Linked DNA regions of Homo sapiens: region 2 is linked to region 1. Evidence: chromatin loops called from intact Hi-C (ENCODE). Cell type or tissue: heart right ventricle. All regions are shown on one strand.

The links. A loop is a pair of places that touch in the nucleus more often than their neighbours do. Peaks named below come from ENCODE experiments on the same cell type or tissue, not always from the same donor. Only the 100,000 strongest peaks of a DNase experiment are listed, where the experiment ranks them.
Region 2: a loop joins it to region 1, with 4 times the contacts of the local background. A loop is called at or near these places in 16 of 110 quality-filtered maps.

The regions. Positions count from the first base shown.
Region 1 is chr14:104,767,434-104,769,933 of GRCh38, forward strand. AKT1 (AKT serine/threonine kinase 1) reads right to left here. Exons shown (of 15, transcript NM_001382430.1): 15 at 1,916-2,500. LOC102723342 (a long non-coding RNA gene) reads left to right here. Exons shown (of 3, transcript XR_429419.5): 2 at 431-574; 3 at 959-1,983. Among named protein-coding and RNA genes, the nearest start is that of SIVA1, 16 kb to the left of the region's middle. RefSeq lists enhancers at 114-664, 665-1,216, 1,119-1,413. In heart right ventricle, CTCF peaks have their summits at 1,248 (motif pointing right) and 1,452; a DNase peak (open chromatin) is centred at 1,248; H3K27ac peaks cover 825 bases.
Region 2 is chr14:105,044,526-105,047,025 of GRCh38, forward strand. All of the region lies in intron 1 of LOC124903398 (a long non-coding RNA gene), which reads left to right. Among named protein-coding and RNA genes, the nearest start is that of GPR132, 20 kb to the right of the region's middle. RefSeq lists a silencer at 1,166-1,425. In heart right ventricle, no CTCF peak of the experiment used is centred here; a DNase peak (open chromatin) is centred at 1,416; H3K27me3 peaks cover 422 bases.

The sequences.
Region 1 (2,500 bases):
TGACACAGGAAGGAGAGCTTCCTCTTGGTTGGCGTATTCCTGTTACAACCTCTCCAGACAGCCCTCGCTGTTCGGCAGGCCCTGTTGGGGCTGCAGGATCCTGGCCCTCTCCACCCGCTCTGGCCTCGCTGGCCAGGACTGGACTGCCCCTTGCAAGGGCACCTGCACCTCCTGGAGTTTCCTCTCTGAGATGTGCATCTCCTTGCACATCTCACCCCTCACTGACACCCTCCACCCCACTCCTGGGATGCTGCCTCCTGCTGTAGATGGTTCTGTCTGGGGCTGCTAGGAGGGTCGGGAAATTCTCAGAGGGTCTCCATTTCTGCGTTCATTTTGTTAGGTCCTCAGCCACTTGTAACGGGGACATAACACAGGGTCATGTCTGTATTAATGCCAATGACGTTGAAGCCTCTCTCTCTCTGGACTATAGAACTATCCCTAAGAGGCCAGGTGTGGTGGCTCACACCTTATAATCCCAACGTTTTGGGAGGACAAGGCAGGAGGATCACTTGAGGCCCGGAGTTCAAGACCGGCCTGAACAACATAGCGAGACCCTATCTCTACCATAAAAAAGGTAAGAAATGGCCCTAAGGCAATCCTATATTGTCAGAGGGGGCCGTGCTGGGAGAAGCAGCCCATGCTTCTCAGCCGGGCTGTCTGGGAGATGCTGCGTCTGCCTGACCATTTCCATACCTTGGTTACTTTCAGCAATGCTTTGCTCAAAGTTTGTGGATATTGGAAGGGCATTGCTGTATTTTTTGGTTTCTAAGAGTCACATTATTGATAGATCTGAAATCCAGATGCCTCTCACCCTCGGAACATCATTTACTGTGTCATGTTTCGTGTATTTCCCGAAAAGCGGTATCAGTTTTGCGGCCTGTTAGAACTGAAGCAATAAGGGATCACCCAGAGGAGAGCTTCGGGCTGCTCCAGATGTGGCTGTTCTTGGCTCCCACAGACCCAGAACATCCTCGCCAGCCTGTGCTCCCTATGGGGCACCCCCTCCAGTGGAAGTGAGGGCAGCCACGCACCCCTGGGAATGCCTTAGAGAGGGGCCAATTGCCATCGCCAGGGGCCTGACTCTGCAACCATCCACACCTACGGGGAGTCCATTTGAGAGATGAGGAAGCTGAAGCTCCAGGCCCCTGGCTCGTGCTGGTCACCCAACCACCCGGAACCTGGTCGCCAACCCGCTGTCAGTTGCTCGGCAGTGGACTCCTCTCCTGGCTCAGGGCGCGGTTCCGGCAGGCGTCCACCAGGTGGCAGCACCGGCACATTCTGCAGGCTGTTCCGGCTCAGAGCTCGATGTAGTGCTCTGGGGTAACCTGGGCCCCAGCCTGTCCCCTCCCGCCCCCTGCAGCCCCTCCTCCCACCGCCTGCAGCCCCTCCTCCCGCTCTGTCCAGCTTCGAACAGGCCACTCAGGCCTCCCAGCCTTACTTCCACCGTGGCCCAGGCCATGACCTTGGCCCCAACTCTGGGCCCTGCCCTATCTGTCCTTCCTGGTGGTCTGTCTCATTCACTGCCCTACCCAGGGGAACAGCACCTGGGGCTGGGGGGCAGATGGCCACGTGGTCCAATGGTCTCCTTCATGGCTGGGGTGAAGCTGGGTGGGGTCAAGGGAAGAAGAGGTGGATCCCAACGGGGGCAGGGCCAGCCAGGGCCTCCCATCTCCCCTCAGGCCAGGCCTCTGGAGATGGGGGTGGAACACCTTCCATGGGAGGCTGCCCCTGGGAACAGGCCTGTATACTCCCGCCTCGGCCCACCACACAGCCTGTCCCCAAACCTGTTGGGGTGGCGGTGCCCACCAGGAGGAGCTGGGGAGGACCAGCTGCTCTGAGGATGCTGCTTCCCTCCCAGGACTCCCCACTCCCTCCCTGGCCACCCACTCTTCCACCCAGCAAAGTGAGCCAAAAATTTGAAAAGCAACTTTTATTGAAGAATTTGGAGGGAAGGTTCCATATTATATTATAATAGTAAAAATACTAAAGTTGAATGTTGTAAAAAAACGCCGTGGTGCAGCGGCAGCGGCAGCGTCTGGCCAGGAGGCGTGGAGGGGCCCAGGGATGGCCACCCCCACAGGGAGTCAGGGAGGGCCTGGGGCGACAGCGGAAAGGTTAAGCGTCGAAAAGGTCAAGTGCTACCGTGGAGAGATCATCTGAGGGGGAGGCTCCCGGTGGGACAGTCACCAAGAACTGTGACACAGAAGGGGAAGGGGGAGGGCTTTCCTGTCACAAAGATTAAAAACCCCCAAAATGCATTTGAACAACATAATACACAATAACAAATTTAAACCTTGCTCCTCTGTCCCACTGGGTAAACCCTGGCCCATCCCCCATCCCTGGTCCCATCCCAGGGGCCCAGCCTCCGATGACGTCCTCAGAGACACGGCCTTAGTGCTGGGGGGCTGCTGTGTGCCTGCCACCCCCAGGAGAGGGTGCTGGCCAGCATACCATAGTGAGGTTGCATCTGGTGCCACCAGGTTGAACTGAGGCCCAGGGC
Region 2 (2,500 bases), 280 kb after region 1:
CATTTTGTGACACAGAATGAAAGTCCTCACCAGGGCCATGCCCTTGAACTTCTCAGCTTGTAGAACTGTGAGCTAAGTAAACCTCTTTTTTTTCTGATAAATTATGCAGTCTCAAGTAATCTTTTATAGCAAGACAAAATGGACGGAGACCCGCACATACACACATGAGAGAGAAGGGTAAGCCTGACCTCATAGTGGAAACCTCAAATTCTCTCCCCAGAAACGGTGTAATAATTGCTTATTCATTAATGAATGCAAAATGCTTACTAATTAACTTTTCAGTGGGGAATGGCGGCAGACACCATCATACCCAAGCGATGAGGGTTATCATCACCAGCGATGGCCAGATTGGCCCCGTGGGCCTCCGGTAGGTTGCTGTAAGAGGAAAGTCTCACTTCTGAGGGGTTCCTCCTGGAAATGAAGAAGCCACAGGAAACAGGCAAGGCTAGAGCGAGGGCCATCCCACAAAGACCCATAAGACCCACAAAGACTCACTGAGACAGCGGGGAAATTGGCAGGGGCTCTGCGGAGTCGATGGGGACATTGGATCAGTGGTGGCTTCCTGATTTTTCAAGGTTCACTGCAATTACTTGGGAGAGAGTTCGTTTATTTCCAAAATACTCTCTGAGCTGTTTAGGGGAGCAAGCCTGGAGTCTGCAGCTTATTCTCAAATGCCATATAAGCAGGAGCGAGAGAAGGAATAGCGGGGCAATGTTCACAGATGGCGAATCTGCAGGACAGGAATATCCGGGTCTCTTTGCACGGTGTTTGCCACCTTCTGTAAATTGGGATTTTTTTTTTTTTTTTTTTTTTTTTTGAGACGGAGTCTCACTGCAACCTCTGACTTCCTGGTTCAAGCGATTCTCCTGCCTCAGCCTCCCGAGTAGCTGGGATTACAGGCACACGCCACCACGCCCAGCTAATTTTTTTTTGTATTTTTAGTAGAGACGGTGTTTCACCATGTTGGCCAGGATGGTCTCGAACTCCTGACCTCGTGATCTGCCCGCCTCGGTCTCCCAAAGTGCTGGGATTACAGGCGTGAGCCACTGCGCCCAGCCCCAAAATTGGGAATTATTTCAAAATAAAAAGCTGGATAAATGCATACACACAAGGCAGTATCGCGTATTTTCCACGAGTGCCTGTGCAGGCAGGTAAGGATTTAGGAAAGGTCTGGAAGGATGTGCAAAATGTTCCGCCTGCGAAGGTTCCGCGGTGGCGGGGACACTGCTCCGGCTCCGCTCCCGCCCGCCCGAGCGCTCGGATGGGGCCGCCTCTGCACTGCGTGGCCACAGGCGCGGCCCGGCTGCCCACGGGCGCCCTTTGCAGCTGCTGCCCCCTGGCGGCCGCGGGCGGCTACTAGCGGGAAAGCGAAACCCGCCCGGTCCATTCAAGCCCCGCTGCCTGGCGCCCTCTAGGGTCGTTCTTGGGAACGGGCGGACCTTTCGTCAACACTTTGCCTGCAAGATCCCCCATTGGGGGAACCGAGGAGGAAGTTAAAGGAAGATGTGTGTTTTTGAGCGCTGCTTTGTGCCAGGCTCATCTTAGGTGTGGGACGTGTACTATCTGAATTAATACCCCACCAGGCCTGTGGGACAGTCACTGTCACCATTCGCAAATTATGGATGAAGAAAGGAGGTACCAAGTGGTGGTATCACCTGTCCATAGTGAGCTGTCCCTCAGGAGGGTGGCCGCCCCACGCGACCATTCAGTGTGCTCTCATTCACACGTTCATTACCCAAGAGCACTGCTAGCACTGGGGGCTGGCTCACTCCTGCGATCCCAGCACCTTGGGAGGCCAAGGCAGGCAGATTGCTTGAGGCCAGGAGTTCAAGACCAATCTGAGCAACAGTGAGACCCTGTCCCTATAAAAAATGTAAAAATTAGCTGGGCAGCTGGGCATGGTGGCACATGCCTGTGATGCCAGCTACTCAGGAGGCTGAGGTGTGAGGATCGCTTGAACCCAGGAGGCAGAGGCTGCAGTGAGCTGAGATTGCACCACTGCACTCAACTCCAGCCTGGGTGACAAAGCAAGACCCTGTCTCAAAAAAAAAAAAAAAAAAAGGATGGATGTGGTGGCCTATGCCTGTAATCCCTCCCAGCACTCTGGGAGGCTGAGGCAGGCAGATTGCTTGAGTCCAGAAGTTCAAGACCAGCCTGGGCAATGTGGTGAAACCCTGTCCCTAACAAAAAAAAAACCAGCTGGGTGTGGTGGTGCACGCCTGTGGTCCCAGCTATTCAGGGGACCAGGAGGTGGAGGCTGCCGTGAGCTGAGATCATGCCACGGCACTTCAGCCTGGGTGACAGAGCAAGACTCTGTCTCAAAAGAAAAAAAAAGTCCTCCATATGTGGTCCCCCCTCATGCTGTCTCTTCCAGGCATGTCCTCCCACATGCCAGGAGGCTGCAGGGCCACCAGGATGTGACCTCCTTGGGCTGTGCTCCCCTGCCCCAACTCCAGGCAGTAGGATCCCAGAATTCCCAACAAAACTCTCCCTGCCTCCC